Regions from separate parts of the Homo sapiens genome. Here regions 1 and 3 are each linked to region 2. A link is a loop called in an ENCODE intact Hi-C map of the cell type or tissue named here. Cell type or tissue: heart right ventricle. All regions are shown on one strand.

Evidence for each region. Hi-C counts contacts between places; a loop is a spot of excess contacts. Peaks named below come from ENCODE experiments on the same cell type or tissue, not always from the same donor. Only the 100,000 strongest peaks of a DNase experiment are listed, where the experiment ranks them.
Region 1: a loop joins it to region 2, with 5 times the contacts of the local background. A loop is called at or near these places in 103 of 110 quality-filtered maps.
Region 3: a loop joins it to region 2, with 5 times the contacts of the local background. A loop is called at or near these places in 54 of 110 quality-filtered maps.

What each region holds. Positions count from the first base shown.
Region 1 is chr5:38,433,528-38,441,527 of GRCh38, reverse strand. It overlaps EGFLAM (EGF like, fibronectin type III and laminin G domains), which reads right to left. Exons shown (of 22, transcript NM_152403.4): 16 at 6,275-6,391; 17 at 3,073-3,253. EGFLAM-AS5 (EGFLAM antisense RNA 5) reads left to right here. Exons shown (of 2, transcript NR_199676.1): 2 at 6,235-7,027. Among named protein-coding and RNA genes, the nearest start is that of EGFLAM-AS1, 10 kb to the right of the region's middle. In heart right ventricle, no CTCF peak of the experiment used is centred here; a DNase peak (open chromatin) is centred at 7,997; H3K27ac peaks cover 1,434 bases.
Region 2 is chr5:38,806,867-38,814,866 of GRCh38, reverse strand. The region is part of intron 1 of OSMR-DT (OSMR divergent transcript); the gene reads left to right. Among named protein-coding and RNA genes, the nearest start is that of OSMR-DT, 35 kb to the left of the region's middle. RefSeq lists an enhancer at 3,792-4,292. In heart right ventricle, CTCF peaks have their summits at 4,665 and 4,864; DNase peaks (open chromatin) are centred at 4,906 and 5,425; H3K27ac peaks cover 1,936 bases; H3K27me3 peaks cover 399 bases.
Region 3 is chr5:38,417,635-38,425,634 of GRCh38, reverse strand. EGFLAM (EGF like, fibronectin type III and laminin G domains) reads right to left here. Exons shown (of 22, transcript NM_152403.4): 12 at 7,380-7,569; 13 at 543-668. EGFLAM-AS1 (EGFLAM antisense RNA 1) reads left to right here. Exons shown (of 2, transcript NR_046737.1): 2 at 554-780. Among named protein-coding and RNA genes, the nearest start is that of EGFLAM-AS1, 5.7 kb to the left of the region's middle. In heart right ventricle, CTCF peaks have their summits at 4,614 and 4,816 (motif pointing left); a DNase peak (open chromatin) is centred at 4,804; H3K27ac peaks cover 345 bases.

The DNA.
Region 1 (8,000 bases), 370 kb after region 2:
ACATTTTAGTAACTTACTTAGATACACAAGCTCTGAGGAACTGGGACACAGGATGGGTCCACTGGATGCAAGTAAAGAAAAAAGGAAAGAAATCTCTAAGTATGGAAGTAATTTTTGATGGGGAAGGCCTTGTTGAGAAAAAAGGGGGCCTAGGTATTGGGGTAGTGCATGGGGTGGAGAAGATGCCTGAAACTGAAACCACCAAATGGAAGGCAAGGGGACCCCCAAGGTCAAACCTTATGTTTTTTTCTTGGCACCTGAAGTCACAGCTGGGAGTAAGAAGAACCTCTGGCTTCTCCTGTCCTGGTGGGTCTTGCAGGTGGGACAGACAGGTTTGAGTTTCTGCAGTGGCCACTGCTACAGGAAGCCTGTGGCATCCCAAGAGCATCTCAGATGCTCAGTGGGAGCTCAGTGCACCCCTTGGTCTGGGTCAGGCTCTCTTGCTCCTGCCCCCAACCCCACAGGGAAAAGCGGGGGCCCTGAAACCACCATGTAGTCCAAGTGCCTGGAACTGCTCCAGGATTTGTCTGAGTTTCTGGCCCCTGCTCTCCTGGGTTACCAAGAGGTGGGAACAAGTGTCAAATTGTCCAACTACGGCCCTTGTGGAACTCACTTGCCACACTCTCTGATGAGGCTGAAAAAGACCCAGACTCACTGACGATCCAGAAAACAAAATTCCTCATAAAGAAGGTGCCCTTTGGTATGGATTGGATGAGCCCTGGTGCTGGTTATTTCTATACCATTTTGCTTCATGTAAAAGGACTGGTTTAACTTCTGTAGGAATACTGGGAACAGGCTCTTGTTTTGAAACATGGTTTGATTATGAGGCAGAAAAAAACCCCAACTTTTAAATATATGAGGCTAAAAATCACCTTGCTGGATGAGACAGGATTCTTTCTGACAACCAAGGATGGCTTCTCACCATTCTTGGTCTTTCAAACCAAGGATTTACGCAAACTTTCTATGTATTCTCTTGCATCTCTATGGAACAACATAATCGCCCATCTCTTTTCCTTTTCTTTCCAATCTTTACAATGGGACTAAATGTTTTCCCCAATATTAGAGCAGTCGGCATGGCAACTGCCCACAATTGGTACCTGCTGGAGCTGGAAAAATTGTTGCAGAGCCCCATTAATCCTCTCCAGTCATTATGATGGAAAGGAAATTATGGGATAGGGGCCATACCTCTGATATATGAACCTTCCCAGGATTTGGAAAGGTTGCCATCTTCCCAGAAGCAGTATCTTGATTTCAAAACACAATCTGATACTAATTCAACATGGAGGGTGGCTGCTGGCTCATCTGGGTTCCAATCTTGGTTCTAGACTGCTTTGCAGGAAAAGAGTCCCCAATGTCCTGCAGTTCCCTCTGCCGTCATCCATTCCCACAGATCTTGCCAGATCCAGGTGCTCACTGGGATCTGCCCCAACATTCTGGTAAGATTTGCTTCTCATTGAACCTGAACCTATAGTTACAAAGCTATAAATGTGAGCACTTTATCCCTGTTACGACTAATGTTCTGCAGCAGGAAATGAGGGCTAACAAGATCACACATTATCCTTTCTTTCTCCCTTTAATTTCCAGTGCTAAATGTTCATCTAAGTCCGGGATTTACATATTGACCATTAATGTTAGATATACGGCAAGCACAAATTGGATGCTCCTGTGGTAAAATTGGAGACTTAGTAAATTCAAACATTGATGTGTGAAATCCAAACCCAATTTTCTGAATGAATGAGCCACTCTTCAGCTAAATCTCTGTAAGTACAACCTATTAGCTAAACAGCAATTTGCTTGTTAGGATTCTAATCAGGATAATTCACAAATGAATCAATTACCCTCCCTTGTTAAAAATACAAGGAAGATTTGCCATGTAGATTTCAAATTCATTTAAACATAAGAAATACTACTAAGGCTTCCAACTGGCAAATTGGCATCTTTCATATTTTCCAAGACTGCTGCAAAATGACAAAATGACTTCTCCTACCATTCCATATACCAACATACCTACCTGTAATTTATAGTTTTCCTCTAAGCCCTAATTCTGATAAAAATCAACAACCTGGAAATAAGAAAGACAGTGCACATTCCTTCAGAGGCTCATTGCTTTATTTCTTCCAGGCTTGTTTTTTTTTTTTTTTAAGTTCCTGGGCAGGAAAGGCCACACTGAAACTGAAAAATGAAGGCCCAACATGATGGATATATGTGGGAAGCCTATTCTAGATACCAGGGCCGTGTCCTCAGCTTCCCATAAGCAGGTACAGAAAGCAAGTCCAGCAGGGTCTCATGGTCTATGACCTGCCTTGGCTTTCAGTCTAGGGTAAGATGGAAACTGAGTAGCCCACAGCACCTGCTAATGGATTTTATTTTTCTCCCCACGAATAATAATGACCAGTATTTGTTGGTTGCTTGAGTACTTACCAGGCCCTCTTCTAAATGTTCTGGATCCATTGTCTCATTTAGTCAATACTATAACCCTCTGTGTTAGACACACAATAATACTGCTATTATTATTCCCATTTTACAGTTGAGACAACTGAGGCACAGCAATTTGATAGCCTAAAAAATAGCACTATACAGAAGGTTATGCATACTTTAGTTTGGAGCAACTAATGTATAATTTGTGTTTTTGCATATTTGGGCAAGGTTTCTCTTATACAGCATGCACAGACAGGGGTTAAAATATTTATCAGTCTACAAAGCATAGGCATTCATCTATCAGGATAGGCTCTGGGAGTGGCTCAGATGCAAAAGTCCTGGAAACCCCTACTCTGTTATGGGTTAACTCTTGGGTTGCTAGACTATGAGGTGATTCTCAAGGAAGGAGCCAGGGCAGAGGGTGGGGAACCTATTTACTCACTGTTAGCAGAAGTATTTCAGCATTTAACTCTTATTAAGGAATTATGGTAGTTTATAAATAATCATCTAATAAGTTATTGAAATAATTGATCAAAATAACCACTATGGTTGTACCACTGTTACAACTCTTCCATTAAGAGTTGTGGTCCCCCAATTGGCTGTCCGTTCCTTCCACTCCCTCCAGGGAGCTGTGCCTCAGACCCCTGAGCGTACCTTTCTGGCAGTGAAGCCCCTCAAAGCCCAAGGGGCAGTCACAGTCATAGCCCTCCTTCCTGGGCCGGCAGCTGCCCCCATGGGCACAAGGGGCTCTCACACAGGGGTGGGCCGCATTCTCCACATTCACTCCGGAGGTGAAGTCATGCTTCACATGGATGGTTCGGTCATTCAGGATGATCTTGAGAGAGAAAAACATAAAGAAATTCAGGAATTAAGAAACATCTTTGTAGTCTTCTAAAGCTTCCCTTGGCAAATTAACCTGAGCTACACATAGGGAGATTGAAAAAAAATTTTTTTAAGTCCAGTTTCCACTTTTTTTTTTTTTTTTTTGGAGATGGAGTCTTTCTGTGTTGCCCAGGCTGGAGTGCAGTAGTGCAATCTTGGCTCACTGCAACTTCTGCCTCCTGGGTTCAAGCAATTCTCCTGCCTCAGCCTCCCAAGTAGCTGGAATTACAGGCACCCGCCACTACGCCCGGCTAATTTTTGTTTTTAGTAGAGATGGGGTTTCACCATGTTGGCCAGGCTGGTCTCGAACTCCTGACCTCAGGTGATCCGCCCACTTCAGCCTCCCAAAGTGCTGGGATTACAGGCGTGAGCCACCGCGCCAGGCCTAGTTTCTACTTTCATAGTCTTGTCATCTATGCAGGAGCTGAAGTGATCCCAAGTTGATCCACTTGGGAGAATCTGCGGAGTGACGCGCTCCTCTGGTTCCGGAAGACTGGCCACTCGGTTAGGTTGTAAAGAAGTCCCAAGAACTACAAAGTTCGGATTTCAACCCAGCTGCACATTAGAACCACCTGGCGGGCTCTTAAGAAATACTAATGCCCAGACCCGCCCAGACCCATTGAACCAGAATCTCTGAAGGTGAGACCAAGTCGTCAGTAACTTTAAAAAGTTTTTGAGAGTCACCTCAGAAGATGCAGCCCAGGCTGGGAGACACTGGTATATAAAGCAGAGTGGGGAGAGTGCAAAACACAGTGTTACGGAGGCGGAAGTCAAACAGGGCACCCTGGCTCCCGGTGGCTGTGGAATCCAGAGACACTTCCTAGTGTACTCCTTTATGTTTCCAACTAATGTTCTCAAGCAGTCTCCTAAAATTCCATCAGCTGGACCTCCCCGATTGTCCCACTCACTCCTGCTATCCTCCTTCCCTGACGTTCCTGAATCCCCTCCCTCTGCACATTCCCTTCCCCACTTAAGAAACAAAAGTGAAACACAGGTCGCATTCTTTACCCCACTGTGCATGGATTTACTGGTGCTCAAGAGCTCCCTTGCACCTTCTGCCCTGCAATGTGACTCTAGTGAAACTGATAAATTATGAGGAGGGGCTACTGGGTTCCCTAGCCCCAAATAAATGGATCCAACTTTACCAGCCCTTGATTCAGAATATGGATTTACTTTGAACTGTTGCTGGCTTTGCAGAACTTCGAGACAGTAAGAACACCTCCCAGGGGAACCCCCACTGCCCAGGGGTTATAAGAGGTTAGCAATGGCACTTCCTGCCACGAATCTAAGCTTCCAAAGGCTTGCCTGGCCCTTGGAGAGCACTGGGAGAGTTGAGAGAAAACTTTTCCCCAGTCCTGAATCTGAGAAGCTGCTAGAAAGTAGCCAGGATCCTTCTACAATCTCCCCCTTTCAGGCTGCAAGTGAAGGACCATGAAACTGCGTAATATGTGCTGAGACAAGCCAGGAATGGCACTGTTCACTACAGGACATGGCCCAGCCCGTGAATCAGGCAAGAGAGGGTGGTCTTTCTAGCAGGAGATAGGGAGAGGGTTGTGTGTGCTGCGTGAAGGGGAGGGCACAGCCTGAGAAGAGCGGGCAGAGGATGGGAAACGTCTTAGCATCCCAGCTTGTTTCCTAGGTGAGAATTTGAAACACCTGGTTAAGCATGGCCAATCCCACTCATAGGGGAGAATGGTCTGAACTGAGGTATCACAGACCTCGAACTTCAGTAACAAAGGGAAACACGTGACTGTCAGCAAATGTTGACTGGGCCTGACACTGCGATGCGAGATAAAATGGTCACAGTACCAGGGGCCCTTTTCAGTGAAAGGAGGGACTTCTTTCATCATTCCTCCTTCACCTTAGCCTCCCTCATGCTCCATCTCAGGTCCAAAAAGGATCCTTTAGCCACCATTGGTCACTAAAGGAAAACAGGATGAAGCTAACACCCAGGAACTAAACATGCTTTTCTTCAGATCCTTGTTCTCCCAGTGTTTGGTGGTTCTGCCCACCTGGGCTGGGGAGTCAAGCTGCAGGTCTGTTGCAGACAGAGCATGACTTCATAACCACAGAGATCATGGGCAGCCCCAAGAGAAGGAATAAAAGAGAGCAGGCCAGAAGCAGTGGCTCATGCCTGTAATCTCAGCACTTTGGGAGGCCAAGGTGGGCAGATCACAAGGTCAGGAGTTCGAGACCAGCCTGGCCAACATGGTGAAACCCTGTCTCTACTAAAAATACAAAAATTAGCTGGACGTGGTGGCAGGCACCTGTAATCCCAGCTATTCGGGAGGCTAAGGCAGGAGAATCGCTTGAACCCAGGAGGTGGAGGTTGCAGTGAGCCGAGATCACGCCACTGCGCTACAGCCTGGGCGACAGAGCGAGACTCAATCTCAAAAAAAAAAAAAAAAAAAAAAAAAAAAAGAGAGAGCCGGGGGAGTCAGTATCTTTCACTGAATGTTTTTTTCCTGAACCTTCTAGGGAAGAACTCTTTAATCTATGCTCTTAAGAGCTTGGTTACATGATCAATGAACACCAACTGCTAAAGTGTAGGGGTGGGGATGAGCACTGGCTCTAATGTTGAGCAAACTGCAAAGTACCGCAAAAGAGAAGCGCAGAGCCAAGGTTGCTATTCACCTCCGTCCACCTCCTTCCCTACTGTGGAAGTATCTGCAGACACATGATGCCATTTCACTCCCTCAGCAGTCCTAATATAGTTTGGTAGATTTGCCATAAAAATTCATCATCACCAAGTAGCATTCATGGAATGTCTGCCGGGCATAGACCCAGGAGCAGATGTTCTAAGAAAGTGAGGTTGGAAAGCCATGCTGTGGGCATTAAAATAGAAATTTTTAAAAATGTTAAAACTTTCTCAAAGTGTCTTTCTTGGGTGCAGCAGATGACACTGATCATAATCCTCACTTTCTTTGTCTACAGTCTGGGTGGCCCAGTAAACATGAGGAAGAGATGCCTGTACCTTCTGGATGCTCCCGCTGAAAGGCTTCAGGACACCCGAGTTCTTCTTCACATCATCATAATTGGGGACTCCGCCAATGAAAATGTCTGTGTTGCACTTAATCTGTGTGAAGCCTCCCTGCCAAAAGATTAAAAACAAAGCATTGTATGACTTTAAAACAGATGTTCAAAATGATCAAATGTGTCTTCAGTTCCCTGTTGGGGAACAAAATGGTAGACAGAGCCTAGAGACCCATCATGACAATCTGTCTACACAAGGGCTTCACTTTCACAGTGTTTCTCATTGCTCCTTACCACCTGCCTGAATGTTGGTGAACGTCTTAAAGTCTCTGAGACTTCATTTCATTGTCTGCAAAATGGGAGTCATTGTATCTACCTCATAGCTATGTCATGATGACTGTGGCAGACTGCACTACCGTTCACAGGTACCCCTCCCCACAGGAAGATTGCCTCCAACCTGTCGGCTCAGATGAGCTTGTGTGACTTCTTATAGCCAATAAAACATGAGCAGAAGAGAAAAGAATCACTTCTGGGCAGAAGCTTTCAGAGCCAGAGAGTAGTTCACCATGCCCTTTTCTCCTTCCCTCTGTTCCTTCAGCCCAGATCTCAGATTACAGCTGCAGCTAACCATTGGTGGATATGTATCATGAGTGAGAAATCCTTACATTTGAGAGCTCTGGGAATGAACACACTTTAGGTAATGTTAAGTTATTATTTTCTTTGATTTACGATAAAATAAATACAAATAGTAGCAGCTTTGATCATTGATTTAACAAATATTATTAGGCACATACTACAATATGCCCCAGCCACTATGTTAAGTGCTGGACAAACAGCAGAAAATAAGAAAGACCCAGTCCTGCCCTGCAGGGGTTTATGCGAGCAGGGAATACAGACAAGTAAAAGAGCAGGTGATATCAGCACTGGGAAGAACTGTACAGGTGGCTATGGGTGCACCTGGGTGCCGGACACGGGAGTCTCATATCCTACCCTAGACACAGGGAGTAGGGGAGGTGGTCAAGGAAGAGTTAACATTGTAGAAACTGGAAGACGTTGGGGCTTAGAGGGAATGTGAGTATAAGGCACAGGCGAGAGGGGGCCAGAGCATGCAGAGCCTTACACACCACATTACGAGCATGAATTTTACCCAAAAAGCAATGAGACTTAAGCAGGAGAGAGAGGTCTGTGCTTTGGAAGATCATTGGCCAGAGGGAGGAGAATGAATCTGGGGTCATGTCAAGGGTAGAGAAGACAAGACAGGCGAGTCATGGAGGAAGAAGCTCTGTTTATCTTAGGGAGTGCCCCCATGGCTGGGTCCAGCCAGGTAGCCCAGGGAAATTTCAATTAGATTAATAGACCAAAATGCCTTCTGTCAATAGCCTTCCGGCAGCTTTGAGGGTTCTTCCTTAACTAGGAGGTTAACAAAGAAGTATAAAGGCTTTCAGGAATTCTTGTGGCCCAGCAGAATACTGAACCAGTCAGGAACTGTCACCACAAACCCACAGGCATCTTTCTCTTGTCATTGCTCTTACACAAAAGCTAAAATAAGATGGAAAGAGGAAAGGAGGAAGGATGCAGGGTCAAGGAGGTTTCAGAGCAGCTGGCTGCTAGGAAAAAAAATTGCATTATGGCTGTGTCCAGCAGCGGGGCCTCGTGGAGTGAGGAGCAGTTCCTTTTGGCTGCTCATCAAAATCGTCATGCAGCACCCTCCTGCTGACAAGTGGAAG
Region 2 (8,000 bases):
CTCTTTCCCAACCTCTTCCCTCTCCCTCTCCCATCAGAGACAACTACTAACTAGATTTTTGTATTCATTATCTCTTTGCTTTTCTCTATAGTTTTAACTTCATGTATTTATATCCTCCTAAATGTATTTAGTTTTGTGTGTTTTGAATGCTATGTAAATTGAGTCATTCTGCATATATTCTTCCACCAGTTGCTTTTTAACTTAACATTTCCTTTCTAAATCTCATCTGTGTAGCTTTTTTTTTGAGATGGAGTCTCGCTCTGTTGCCCAGGCTAGAGTGCAGCAGCACAATCTCAGCTCACTGCAACCTCTGCCTCCCGAGTTCAAGCAATTCTCCCTGCCTCAGCCTCCCAAGTAGCTGGGATTACAGGTGCCCACCAGCATTCCTGGCTAATTTTTGTATTTTTAGTAGAGAGGGGGTTTCACCATGTTGGTCAGGCTGGTCTTGAACTCCTGACCTCAGGTGATCTGTTCGCCTTGGCCTCCCAAAGTGCTGGGATTACAGGCATGGGCCACCACACCCAGCCATCTGTAGCTTTTTTATTTCTTCATTGATGTATTCATTGTGAATACACCACAATTTATTCCATTGTTAATCAACATTTGGTCTGTTTTCAGTTTTTTTTTTTCTCCAATTACAAACAGTGCTGGTATAAACATTCTTTTCCATGCCTCCTAGTAAACAGTGCAAGAATTCCTCTAGGGAATATACCTAGGGGTGAAATTTCTGGGTCAGAGAGTTCAGCTACTTTTTGTATTTACTAAATGATGCCAACTTATTTTCCAAAGTGGTGTAACTACTGCTGCACATTCTCAGTCACATCGGGTATTGTCAGGATTCTTACTTCTTGTGTGTGTGGTAAATATAAAATGGCATCTGATCACTGCTGTTCTAATTTCTCCCCAATTTCTAGTAAGATTGAGCATTTTCCATGTATTTGTTGCCATTTCTTTCTCTTCTGTGAAACACACATGTAACATTTCTGCTCATTCATCAGTTGGATTGTTCATTTTTTTCTTACAGGTTTATAGAGTTCTTTGTATATTCTGGGGCTTAATTCTCTATGTTATGAGTACCTTCTCCCAGTTTCTGACACTTATTTTTTTACTTTCATTACAGTGTCTTTTATTTTTATTTTTTATTTTTTGAGATAGGCTCTCACTCTTGCCCAGGCTGGAGTGCAGTAGCACGATTATGGCTCACTGCAGCCTTGACCTACCAGGCTCAAGCGATCCTCACACCTCAGCCTCCCAAGCAGCTGGGACTACAGGTGTGTACTACCATGCCCAGCTGATTTTTAATTTTTTGTAGAGACGGCATCCTACTGTTTCCCAGGTTGGTCATTACAGTGCATTTTAAGGAACGTAAATTCTTAATTTTAATGTGGTTGATCTCATTTTAAGAATCATTCTATTTATAATATACATATTTAGAAAGTCTTTATAAACTAGGAAGCTATAAAATTATCAATGTATATTAATTTTTGATAAGTTTTGTAATTTTGCTTTTCAAATTTAAGTCTTTAGTACACCAGAAATTGGCTTTTTGTGTGATATAAGAGGTCCAATTTTATTTTTTTAACACATGAGTAATATGTTTTCCCCATAACCACATATTGAAATAATTAATATTTCCTCCAAGTGTCTGCAATGCCAGCTCTAGGAAAAAAAAATTTCTATGCATGTGTGTTATGTTTCTGGATTCTATATTCTGTTGCCCTGGTCCATCTATATGATTTATCCCAATACCACACTATCTTAATTGCTATAGCCCTAGAACAATTGTAATATCTGGAGGACAAGATCTCCTGTAGGGTTCTTCTTTTTGAGTGTCATGTCTTTTCTTGGTCCTTGGCTCTTTCATATTCATTTTGGGATTAGTTGCCAGGGTTCCTGAGAAGCTCATGGAAATTTCTATTAGGATTATATTAAATACATAAAGTCATGTGCCTCCAAGTGTATGTGCTTATATACCTGATAACATTTTGCAGCCAAGTAGATCATATGTAGAACATTATAATTCATCAGATCATTGTGGCATATCAGAGGCAGGGGGTTGGTTTGGCATGGAGTTGCATGAAGTTGGTGCTTCTTTCCCAGCTCCAGTACATCAAAATTTAACAACAATATGGAAAGAGAGTTTATGCTCAAATTGCCATGAACAGAGTTTTCACCTACAAAGGGTTGTTCCAAAATCAGAAGATGTCAGGAATTGCTATTACTATTACATGAGTACAGTGAATTGCTGTTGCAATTCCAGTGAAGTTTGTATTTCTGGTGTGCTTTGTACAAAACATTGCAATCAGACCTGAAAGCAAATGCTATAGAATACAGCAGTCAAAAAAGTCTTTGGTCTTTAGTATGGCTATCCATGTCTTCTTATCCATAAAGAATTTGTAATAATTTTTCAGAACAAAGACTCTTGATCCAATTCAGATGAGAATGTGTGATTATACAAATATGGGTGCAGGATGAACATAAAAAATAGGAAGAATGTAGACTACTCTGCTCTCAGATCAAATTAATATTCCTTTTTTTGCAGTTTAATTAGGCATAAATAAAAAGCCACGTGAAGCCTGGAGATACTGGACATAGCAGATTTGTCAAGCCATTTTTCCCACCACCAGTGCCTGAGCACGACCTCATTTGTCTTGGTCAATGAAGCTCAAGGAAGCATTGCACTTTGGCTTCCGCTTTAAGTTTTGTATGTTGATATGTATCCCATGTCTTCTAACAATAAAGTGCTATTTCACTGACATTAATCACTGTCAAAGGCTTTCTGGTAAATTCTTTAGGCACTCGCCTTGCGGGAAAAGGCATCGGTTTGCCATACCCTAAGAAATGGGCTGTTCATAATGTTGTGTTGTAACTTGATTCTTGTGAGGCATTGGTTGAATAGAATAATAGACCAGAGTCAATGACGATACACAGTGGCTAGCCCTTCAAAGATGGCTCCAAAAATTAATTCTTGTTTTTATTTGCCTACAGTGTCAGTTCAATTGACTAATAATATGACTCTTGGTCATATTAATATGATTAAGAAAAGGTACCACTTTTCAAATAGTCTAGGTGTTTAGTCTAGGTGTTTAATCTAAAATTACATAAGAGTTTCTTGCTGTTTGGGGGTATAGGGTAGCCAGGCAGGATCCTTGCACTTAAGAAACTTAAAATGTAATACATGAAAAAGCAAGTGAACAAAAAAAACCTTGATTATCAATTGGTCAACTGCATTAATTGAGCATCCATTTGAGATAGAGCAGTGGTCTTCAAACTTTTTTGAATGCTTTTCTCCTAAAAGAATTTTTTTTATTATTATTATACTTTAAGCTCTAGGGTACATGTGCACCACATGCAGGTTTGTTACATGTGTATACATGTGCCATGTTGGTGTGCTGCACCTCCTAAAAGAATTTTTAAAAGCTGGACACCTGCTCCTATTTCTGCTGCCAATGTGAAGGTATCAAAAAGAAATTGCCATTGGGGGCTGCTACGCAGGCACAATACGCTATGCTAATTAACGAAGACCGCTTCAGGTAGGATCAAAAAACATGGCTGGTTTATTAGGATGCGAGAAAACTCGGGTTTGTTCCTTTAAATTCTAGAATGATTAAATACTAGTTAACATTTAAATTAAGTGCCTGCATGTGCCAGGTCTTATTGTAAGCACCTTATATGGTTTATGTCATTTAAACGTCACAAAAACCCTATGAATTAGCCTCATTTTATAGAGAACTAAGGTTACTGAAGTTGAAGTAATAGGGAAGCGAGCTCGACCCCAGGCATTTGGCTCCAGAGCCCATATTGACAACCACTGTATTCTCCTAACCCTTTAAAGGCAAAGACTGTCTCTTCTCAGTGCGGTTATCAAAACACTTTTTGCCTGGAACCTAGAGGCATTCTTGAGTCTCTGTTTCCACAAAGATTTGTATGTTTCAGATGGGAAGGGCTGCTCCCATCTGGACGTGGTCTCCAAGGATGTTTTGGGTGTGCTGCATTTTCTTTTCTTTTCTTTTTTTTTTAGACGGAGTCTCACTCTGTTGCCCAGGCTGCAGTGCAGTGGCACGATCTCGGTTCACTGCAATCTCCGCCTCCCGGGTTCAAGCGATTCTCCTGCCTCAGCCTCCTGAGTAGCTGGGATTACAGGCGCCCGCCACCATGCCCGGCTAATTTTTATATGTTTTTCGTAGAGATGGGGTTTCACCATGTTGGCCAGGTTGGTCTCGAACTCCTGACCTCAGGTGATCCGCCCGCCTCGGCCTCCTAAAGTGCTGGGATTACAGGCGTGAGGCACAGTGCCCGGCCGGGTGTGCTGCATTTTCAGCACGTACACCAAGTGTCTCCTCATGGGGCTAATGTGTGGGAGCTGGGAAGCCACAGTTCACTTTCCAGAACCCAAAAGGGGCAAAGTGACATCATAAAATTGTCAGAATGTCCCTTGACACAACCGTACTTGTTTGTCTGCAGCACGGTGTCGAGCCCCTCTTCCCTTCTGGACATGAAGACATTGCCCAGAAGTAACTCTTTAACTTAAGATATCTTTAACGTAAGATAGAATCAAGTTCTTTTTGAAGCAAAAACTGCATAGTCACAGCTGTTACTAGAAAAAAAAAAAAACAACAAGTTCAGAGAATCAAGCACTTGTCCTCGTAGGTTTTGATTACTATTGCCTTTGGGTCAGATTCTCTCATTAGAGTCAAATAAATGTTTTCCATCATGACCAAAAAATGTTTTATACAAATTCCATTTCCCAGAACTCTGTGAATGAAATGGAAACCCCCTTTTCTGGTTGTGGAAAAAAACCAATCCAAAACAAACCCCACAACCTCCCAGCTCCATCTTTCTTAAGTACCCCCTGGTTTTGCTAGGTGGCGCCATAGGCTAATGCATGGGTCTTCCTCGGCTTCCCGGGCGGCCGCCTTCTGTGAGGCAGGAACAAAGGCCTCTGCGGTTCCCTTGGAGTTTAAGATCAGACCAGCCCACAGGAGATGAGATCCATTTGCCAAGACTCGCCTCTGTCGTGTTAGGAGCTGCCCCCTCCCCTCTCCTGATTGATCACAGCTGGTAGTGAGGGGATTCTTGGCCATGTGCTTTAGCCGTTCTTGAGGGAAATTCTGGGGGATCTTAAACTTGATCCTAAATATTGCGTTTCTCTCTATCTAAGTCTCCTAAAAATTGTTCATGTATTTGGGGAGGAAGGCTCACGCTCATACTGAAGAGTGAAAGGAAGGGGACAATAATTCAAAGGCTTGCACCAACTCCCTCCCAATCCCCTGCACAAGGTTAATGTGTGGGGAAATCCCTGTCCTTCCTGAGAGCCCTGATGTTTCCCAGTCTGGCAGGGGCCAGGACAACCTTTCTCCATCCTGCAGGTCACAGAGCCAGCTTGTTGTGGAGGAACAGGAGGCCCTGTTGTAGGAGGGGTGGCACAGGTCCCACAAGCCCTATGGGGTTTGGAGGACACCCAGGCGCCTACTGACTTAGCAAGAGACTCCCCTTTCCCACCCTGCTAGAGGCCTGAAGCTCCAAATTACTGACTTCTTTGCCTTAAAGCATTAGAGACTCCCCGAACACAAATATGACAGAAAAGCTTTACTTGGAAATGTTGGAGGATGAATTGCAAAATGGCACTGCTCGGAGAGATCCCCAGGGAGGAGCTGGTCGTGGACCGGGCGGGGCGGCGAGGGCTGCAGGGAGCAAGAGCAGAACACTGGAGTGGAGGCGACTTCACTGCCTTCGCGCCTCCGGTAGGAACCACGGCTTCCTTCTGCCTGCAGTGTCTGCAGCCTGGGAGTCCCCCAGATCCGTGTGATGGCCAAGGCCGCATGCCCCGGAGAATCTGGATTTCGAATACTGTCCTGATAGCTGCCTAAACACCCACATAGTAGTCCTCCCATGGGTCCTGGTTGGGGTTCAAACACATTCCTACCCTACCCAGCCTTCCCTGAAATCCGCGTCATGCTGAGGGCAGCCCTGACAGTGGCCGCGGGTCCTTGTTGAGGACGCAAGAGGAGGAGGAGCCTCAGCCAGGTGAAAGATCGTCCATATATTCCAAGAAGGAAGCTTCATAAACATGCAAACCTGCACAGCACAGGACACACTAGTAGGAATGCTCTTAACATTGCAAGTCAGAGGACAGATTCCAGAAAATAGAAGGGAGAAAATACATAAGTAATATATAAAAGTCAAAACGGGAAGGAGAAGAGCTTTTAAAAATTGACAAAAAACATATTCATATATAGAGATTATATATTAATGTATATATGAATATATATGACATATATATAGTCACAAGAAGAAAAACACAAAAACTCCAAAATTAGAGCGAGAAGAATCTGGGAATAAAAACATACATATCTATGGATTTTTCATGACTATATTTTGAGTTCACTTCTGATACTCATCCAAAAGATATTTATTTGAGCAATTGTAGGAATGTGTATGATGCCATGTCCATCTCAGTATCTCTGTTTCAACCTTGAGGAATCTATCAGCCCTTCCTGCATTTATCTCTGTCACAGGAACAATGCTTCTTTTGGCAGTAAACATCAGTATACTTAAGTGCCATGAGTCATATTTTCAATTTTTAATTAAATCATGGTCTAGCTAAGGTTTGATTTATTTTGGCCTGAATTAATTTAGACCCTGGTCCACATAAATTTACATAGTTTATTTAATCCAGCTCATGACTGCATAGATTGTAAAATCCCTTAGATAGCTACAGTGTAGATTGTGAAAATCACCCTCTTATCAAGCAAAGAGTGGTAGAATATAATCTCTGGGGGTTGTGGTAACTTCATTCTTAAAACTAGCATCACGAAAGAAATGTGTTGTATTCCTAAATAAAGGCTTTTATGAGATCATCTAAAGATATTGCATCCCATATGTTTTCACTCTAAAAGTTTGAATGATACGGTAAAGCCTCATTAAGTGGTGCCGATGCATGCTTTTTCTTTCTTTCCCAGAATGGTTATAGAAGGTCATAAATCTATATAGTAAGCACCCTGCAAAAAGCTCATCTGCCGCACTCAAATATAGTAAACACTGTTTAAACAGCAGAAGTGTGAGTCATACCGGTATCATTTTCCTAGAATTCTGATAAAAAAGCATCATGGCTAATTAATGTTCCCAAGAAAGGGTCACAGCTTACAGGAAATGAATCGGAAGGTGACAGGAAGAAAGGGTGGGGAGCTCAGAACGCTCTGGCTCAGGATTGTTGGCAAGATCCTTGTTCCTGCAGCCAGGAATTGACAGCAATCATGAGGAAGAGAAGAAATCACGCTGCACATTGAAACTCAGAATTTTTTTTTTGACACGGAGTCTCACACTATCGCCCAAGCTGGAGTGCAGTGGCACGATCTCCACTCACTACAACCTCCGCCTCCTGGGTTCAAGCGATTCTCCTGCATCAGCCTCCCGAGTAGCTGGGATTACAGGCTCCCGCCACCATGCCCGGCTAATTTTTGTATTTTTATTAGAAATGGGGTTTCACCATGTTGGCCAGGCTGGTCTTGAACTCCTGACCTCGTTATCCACCCGCCTTGGCCTCCCAAAGTGCTGGGATTACAGGTGTGAGCCACCACGCCCGGCTGAAACTCAGATTTAACCAGACTGGAAATGCAGGGACAGAGAGACAGAGAGAAGATGGAGAGGAGGGAAGGATGATAGGAGATGATGACCAGAGGGTTGGGGGGTAAAGATTGGGGTTCAGGGGAAAATAGCTGACAGAACAGCATTGAAACCCCCCTCTGCTACTGATTTGGTCTGGGCCCTGCAGTTAAGTTGTTTTTGTGGGTTTGGGGTTTCATGGCACTTCTGAATGTTAAATATGATTGGATGAGCACAGCTGGCAATTCAGCATTCATGACTCAGCTGAACTTGTGACCTATAGCAGGACATCTCGTAACCCTCAGAGGAGAAAGTGAGTCAGATGCATTTTCTGCAAAAACGAAATTTGCCTTGTGGGAAGAAAGAATGCTCCTCATGCATGTGTGTTGGGTGGA
Region 3 (8,000 bases), 390 kb after region 2:
TGAAAGGCTCAACATCAGATGAGTGAGTTCTCATTACCAAACAAATTTTGGCACTCAGAGACACTCCAACCTTGTTTAAAAAGTTTCCCCCATCTCTCCCAACAAAGCAATGTTGATCCCATAAAAATGTATGGGGCTTTGTTAGATTTGTTAAAAGTACATTGATGAGGCCTGGCGTGGTGGCTCACGCCTGTAATCCCAGCACTTTGGGAGGCCGAGGCGGGTGGATCACTTGAGGTCAAGAGTTTGAGAGCAGCCTGGGCAACATGGTGAAATCCCATCTCTACTAAAAATACAAAAATTAGCTGGGCGCCTGTAGTTCCAGCTACTCGGGAGCTGAGGCAGAAGAGAATCACTTGAACCCGGGAGGCAGAGGTTGCAGTGAGCCGAGATGCGCCACTGCACTCCGGCCTGGGTAAGAGAGGGAGCCTTTGTCTCAAAAACAAACAAACAAATTAACAAAGAAACTATATTGATGATAAAGTACATCTACACAAATTAACATGCAGATAGAAACCGCCTTCAACTTGCTTCTTTCTCACCATCTTCACAGTGTCGACCTTTAAACCCAAGGGGACAGAGGCAAATGTAGGAGTCGGCTTTGATTGCTGTGCAGGTGCCACCATGGATGCACGAGGCCTCATCACAGATTCCACTGCTGCATTCCCCTAAATACAGAATGGGAATTACAAAGCCAATCCTCCATGTGTGCCAGTCCAACACAGTGGCGCTGACCCCACCAGCAGCTCATGGTTCTGAATAAATACATTTCAGTTCTTACTCCTGTTGATTTGCAGCTCTGCACAACTGCAAATGGGCTTTCAGGATAAGTGGAACCTGCTCTTCATTTTAATTTGATTTTGGTTTGTCCTGTATGAAGAGCCATAGAGACTTTAAAAAACATGATGGACACAATAAATCAAATAATACATTTCTGGGCAATTTTATGACCACTAACTGGGATGACTAAGCTGTTTCTGCTTTAATTCATCTCTCTCTTGCTCCCAACAGAGCATATTTCAATCCCTCCAATGTCAACAGGGTGTTTATGTTAAAAGCATTCTAAATTGCATGACCCCAATTAGCTTAAGTGCTGCTGCCTTGTTGGTTCAAAGTTGAGACAAGCAAGGTAGGCACAGAAGGAGTTACCCAGCCACGTCTAAGCTGATTAACTCACCTGGATTGTCAACTTCTCTGTCTGGGGTAGGGAGCAGGGAGGGAGGGCCCCATAATACATTGGCACATGGGTTTCAGAATCCCTATTTCTACTTCCAAAGTTACACCCTGATGAGGGACAGAAAGGTGGCCTGTGGTAAGAAGGCTGAAAGGCTCAACATCTGATGAGTGAGTTCTCTTCACCAAACAGATCAGAGAGATCCAGAAAGGGTATCCTTTGTCATTTTCAAGTGCAGGTCATCAGAGGAAAACAAATGGACTTTTCATGGGCTGTTTTTCTTCTGCTTCTTTGTGTTTTCTCTTTGTGTGTAAGAAATCAGTTAGACAGATGGACCACCATCTGGCCCAGAACCACATGAGGGAGTACAAAACACTTTTTCTGGGGGTGGAGGTAGAAGGGCGTGCCTCTGGAAGTGAAGGGTCCAGCTGTGCTCTCTCCCAGTCTTCAAGGCTGCCCTCTGCATGAGCTGGTAGCCCACCCTGTGAGGGCAGGAGCCCTCCTTGGCCTGAGTGTGTCATCTCGGCAGGATGAATCTCTCACCCTTCCCTCCTTGAATTGGTCCAGTCTTTTCATAAAGACTCACTGGGAGGAGGGGTAAAGGCCAGGCACCCAGGTTAGACCCAGGAGAGGAGACTGACTTCAGGGACTGCTAACAGAATTTGATTAAAGCCCGTGCAGATGGCTTGCCTCCCCAGCTGGGGGTGGCTAGCCTCTGTGAATTCCAGCTGGTGGCTACTGAATGTTCAGGCAGACATGACCAGTGGTCTCCAGCCACAGCCCTAAGAATGTCACCCCCAGCATTCACAGCCTCCACAGAGATGCTGGCTGACTTTGATCTTAAAGAGCCAAACTCTCAAAGGTCCCTGAGCCCCGCCAATTTCTGTGGGTTGTGATTCCTTCCCAGAGCTTGGCTGGATCCACAGGAAGAAGCGGGATCCTTGTATGTTATTTTAGATGTACAGAAAAGGATTACATTACAAGTCTTATGCATTTTAACCATTTTTTAAGAGGTGGGGGTAGGGGAGGGGAGGTCATGAAAGCCAGATGGAGTTGCTGACTTGGTGAAAGCAGCATTTCAACAAGATTACTCTGGGAATGGCATGCAAAACAGACTGGTGAGTGATAGGAGTGGAGGAGATGAAAAAACTCCTATAGGGAGTGAACAGGATGGCCACAAAGAAAATGGAGAGACTGTGAAGGATCAGACATCCAAGGAAGTAAGAAATGAGAGATTCATTCTAGAGGCTGAAAGGCAAGAACACTCCTCCAGCACAATCTCAAGGTTTGTAGCTTGAAAGACTAAAATAATGGTGCAGGAGGGAAGAAATGAGAGTGGCTGTGAACAGGACCTGGCTTCTGCAAAGCAAAGGGAGAGGTTGCTTTGGTTGGATTTAAGTCTAAGGTGACTGTGGAAATACCCAGTGCTGGTATCAGGCCTTGAAAGAAAGGAGAGAGGTTCCCAGAGTTTCCAAACCAGTGTGGGTACAAGGTCACACAAGGCATGGCACCTGTGTGAGCTGGAGAGAACCTGAGCATGGGTGAGTAAGCCACAGCAGGGGCTCTGTGAACCGAGAAGGAAAATATATTGCATCTGTATCTTCCCTAGCCTCTGCCTGGAGCTGGGTATGTATTTCCATCAACTTTCAATACAGGCAAGATACTTCTAGTGTTAGTAGTTCTTGTGAGTTGTGACCAATAGACCTCACAGCTGTTGTCACCTTCCATTTATTGCACATTTTTTGAAGTATCATTCATACTTGTTGCTACTTTGAAGTCATGGGAGTTATTTCACCCACCATTAAATAATTCTGTTCTTAATATGCTTTATAAAGGAGCACATATATTATTGTAAAAGCAAAACTTTAAAAATATGTGATAGAGCTGGGTTTCAATATAATTGTTTCCCCTTATAATATTACATATATTATTTTTCTCCATTTAAGAACATCATTATGAGAAGAGGTCCATGGGCTTCCCCAGACCACCAAAGGGGGCTGCAGTGCCAAAAAGGTTAAGAATCCCTGGGCTACTGAGAAGAGAGAACCTGGCGGCGAGGGCCCAGGGCAGCCAGGAAGGGTGAGTGCAGAGTGTAGCTGAATAGGTTCATTTTAGGGGGAAAACTCTTAACTCAAGAGTGATGGGGAGGAGAGGTGGGTGTGGCAAGGTCATGTATACACAGACCTCATTATCAATATGTAAAGTCACTTTCACCAGCGCCTACCATAGGCCAGTTGTTGTGTAGGTTTCTGCTAGATAAGAAAGCGAGAGGTAGAAGAGAAATAAGACTCCTAAGGAGGGGAAAGAATGTGGAACATCATGGGGTGGAGTTCCTTAAAGAGACCATGAACAAGGAGAAACTTCCCTGTCCCCAACCCCTAGTCCGTAACCGAGGCCCACCTATTTTTCCCCTAATGATCTGTCAGATCCGTCTCTGTTTCTACCACCACCACCACCTGGATCACACCGTTATTTGTCATGTGACCTACTGCAATAGACCTCAGCTGGTCTACATGTATCCCTGAAAGCCCCGTCTAATGAGCTGTCAGAAGATCTTCTCAAATCACAAACTAGATCATGGCACCCATCTCCCCCTTCCTCTTCCCCTGGAACAAGCCCTTCCCTCTGCCTGGAATGTCCTTCTTTCCCTTCTCCACATTTTCACTCCTACTCTTGCTTCATATTAACTTCCTCTTCTGAGAAACTCTTTCCCTGGCCCCCAGACCCTACAACCTCCCTATTAAACATCACCACTGCAGCACCACTTCTCCTCCATAACACTTACCCCAGGTGTAACTTCACCTTCACTGTGTGATTACTATATTAATTTGGTCTCTCCACATGGCAACTATATGAGGACTGAGCTGGATCCTGTCTTGTTCATTACTTGATCTCCAGCACCCAGCACTGTGACAAGCACTAAGCAGGTGCTCAGTGAAGTATTTATTGAGTGAAATGAGGAAAAGAGCTCGTAAGCCATAGTGAGACCCATGGTCACCGCAGACCCCCTGAATCTCAAATACCCTGGGAAGTGGCTCTGTGACTGCTCCAGCAGAGTGGGGATATCCAAGATGGGATTGGCATAAATGAGTGGTGGAAATATAGGTTTGAGAATCTGAATGGAAATAATCAAGAGCTGGACCAGAGAATGCAAAATTTGCTGAGATTTCTGACCAACTATTCTAGAATGTGACTTGCAGAGAGCACAGGAGCTGGGAACAGTCTAACGAAAGACAGGATATGAAGTGGAAGGAACTGAGTAATGCAAGCCCCTCTGGGGAATAAAAACGGGTTTAGTGGGAAGGCAGAGAAAAAGTCACAGTTGAAGATGGCAATGACAAGTTAGAGATATCAGATGGAGAACCATGACCTCCCTGGTGAGGCTGCGTTTGACTTACAAAAACTTGAATTTCAGGAGGACTAACCCAAAGGACAGCAAACATGGAAGCTGAGGAAGGATAATCAGCCCCACTCTTATAACCCCGGGGGAAATGAAATGCGAAGAAATGTAAAACACCAACATGGCTGACACATGCCATTAATATTCACAGAGGGAAGTCTATACAGTAATCCAATAGCTGTATCCAGGGAGCTGAAGCCCACAAGAGAGGTCCTTTTGGTGCCACCTGCTGGAAAAGTGGGTATCGCACTGTGTCAGAATTAACAAAGCTGGCAGAAATCAGTTCTTGCCCAACTTTACAACCTCTGAACTACCTGTCAGAGGTTGCCATGCCATTTCAGGACTACCAGGTTTATTCAGGGCTGTTCCCCTGAAGAAACAGATTATAGCTGATTTGATGGGAGGGTTAGAATATGAATAACAATATTAATAACAGGAAACATTTACGAAATGTTTGCGATGTGCAAAGCCCTATTCTAAGTGCTTTTTACACACCACAACTCATTTAAACAAAATAATCTTATGAGGCAGCTACTATTTCTAGATGGGGAGACTGAGTTGCAAAAATTTTTCAAATCCAGGCAATCTGCCTTCAGAGTCCAGGCTCATAAGCAAGGCATGTGACTCCTGATGGAATGGCTGGTTCTTATGTTCTGAATCATCACAGAAAGAAGATGGATTTTGGAGACATTGTCCTACCATAGTGACAGCTTTAATAATTGTTTCAGTCATTGCTGCTTACTGTTTACTTTGACCAAGTAATCAATGGATGGTAAACTATTTTTGTTAAGTAAACTTCATCTTTTATAGTTATAACAATGGCATCACCTATAGGAGTGAACAAGGTGGAGGGAAACAATTTGGTAGCCATTGATGTAGCTGATTTTGGTAAGAGGGTAGTCACTTGTGCCAGAATGGCTGAGGTCACATTAGACTCTACCACTTACTAGCTGTGTGACCTTGGGCAAGTTACTTAACTGTTCTGTACCATTGGTTTTTTGTTTTGTTTTGTTTTGTTTTTTGTTTTTTGTTTTTTAAGACAGTCTCACTCTGTTGTCCAAGCTGGAGTGCAGTGGCACAATCCTGGCTCACTGCAACCTCTGCCTCCCAGGTTCAAGCAATTCTCCTGCCTCAGTCTTCTGGGTAGCTGGGATTACATGGGTGTGCCACTAAGCCCGGCTAATTTTTGTATTTTAGTAGAGACAGAGTTTCACCATGTTGGCCAGGCTGGTCTCCAACTCCTGACCTCACGTGATCTGCCTGCCTCAGCCTCCCAAAGTGCTGAGATTACAGGCATGAGCACTGTGCCCAGCCCCATTGGTTCTTATCTGTAAAGTAAGGCTAATGATAGCACCTACTTCACAATAACCTTGGAAAGATCAAAGTAATTTAGAATGGTGCCTACTTAAAGTAGGTGCTCAACTAATAATATTAGCTACAAGAAAAACAAACAAAACAAAAAACTGTTCTAGGAGTCATGAGGATCGAATCCTACCTCTGACTGAGGAATGGAGAAAGGGATGAATTGATATGTGGTCAAGAAAATGCAGCAAAATGTTAACGGTAGAATCTAGGCAGTGAGACTATGCTGTTCACTGTGCATTCTTTCAAAATAGCATCTTAGAGATGGAGGGAAAAGAGATTCAAGGAGGAGACTTGCCATTTCTTGCCAAGGACAAAGTCATGAGGATGTGACGCTTAGAGTAGTGAGTGAAAAGGAGAGTATCATAGGGATATCGACCCAGAGTCCTGATATCATAGAGACCCTGTTATGAACTGAACAGCTTTTCCCCCAAAATTCACAGTTGAAGTCCTAATTCCCTGTATTTGGAGATAGTATCTTTAAGGAGGTATTTAAGGTTAATTGAGGTCATAAGAGTGGGGACCTAATCCAGTCCGATTGGTGTCCTTATAGGATGATATTTGGACATACAGACATACCAGGGGTGTGCACACATGGAGGAAAGATCCCACGAGCACACAGCGAGAAGGTGGCCATCTGCAAGCCAAGGAGAGAGGCCTCTCCAGGAACCAAATTGGCTGGCACCTTGATCTGGGACTTCCAGCCTCCAGAACTGTGAGAAAATTAATTTCTGATGTTTAACTTGCCCAGTCTGCAGTATTTTGTTATGGCAGCTCTAGTAGACAGTCCCTGAATTAACCAACCTGGGAATTATCTACCTGCTGCCTTCAGTGATAGAATAAATGTCCTTATTGCTTTAAAAATAAGCCTAGCTCTGCCTGCTACTTTCAATAAGTTATTTAACTTCTGCAAGCCCCAGTTTCCTCATCTGTAAAATGGGCATGATAATAACTTCTACCTCTTAGCGTTAGTGTGAAAGTAAATGAGAGAGCATATGAGAAGATGTTTGGCACAGCGATCACAAATTAGAATGTGACCACTTCTTTAAGAAACAGAGAGTGTATGAAAGCTCTTCTTACATTACTGTGTTGGTTCTTCCACTGGACTGGGTGAGGTAAGGTAAAAGGGCTGGATCGCTTGTTGCTTTGTCCAGTAAGACCATGCCATATTTCATGATGAGGCCCAAATTGCTAGCAGGACAGAACCAGGGTTTGGTGCACCATACTGTTACCATATCTTGGTGTTCAGATGCGGGGTCAGCAGCATGTCTGCAGAGCACCAGCCTCACCCCTGAGGCCCACCTCCCTCCTGATGTTCTGAAGGTACCAGCTTCCCAGGGTAGCACCTAATGTTGCTGCTCCCTCCATGGCCCAAGCCAGAAAGGCAGTCCCATAAGACATAAGTCCCATAAGAGTACCCCAACCCACCAGGCAGCCACTTACCCACATCAGCCCCACTGAGTGCTTTTCCCAGGGGCCAGGGCCTCATGTCAATTCTCCTCCCATTCACAGCGAGCGACTGCACACAGCCTTGAAAGCCTCGGTTTGTCCCTGTTGCTCTAACCAACCAGTAAGCGCTGGGAGCGCCACCAAGATAGAGAGGTGTCCGGAAAGTAATTTTACTGTATTGGCCCTTTAAGAAAGATGACCACTCATGAATACTCTCACTAAACAAAATCAAAAGCCAAAACACACCAGATTTTTATGAGGGACATGGTTAAGACGTCAGTGACAGCCCCAGCATTTTCTTCCATCTGTATTTATCTTTAAGACCTTGCCTTACTGGAAAATTAAACCCACGATTACCGTAGGGAGCTCAGTGAGTTTCTCAGAGGGCTGTGCTTCCAGAAGGGAGGATTTTGGAATGTCTAGAAGGGAAGGGAAGGGAGGTCAGAGACACGCCTCACCCACCAGGCAGTGAACCATGCTAGGCATCCAACAAAAACGTTCTCTTTCCAGTCTTGACACCAGTTGACTGTGTACTTTGGAAGGATCTTAGGGGGCTATTCTGTGCCTCCAAAGGTGATAATACTAATTTTGTATACAGTGGCTAACAATTACCTT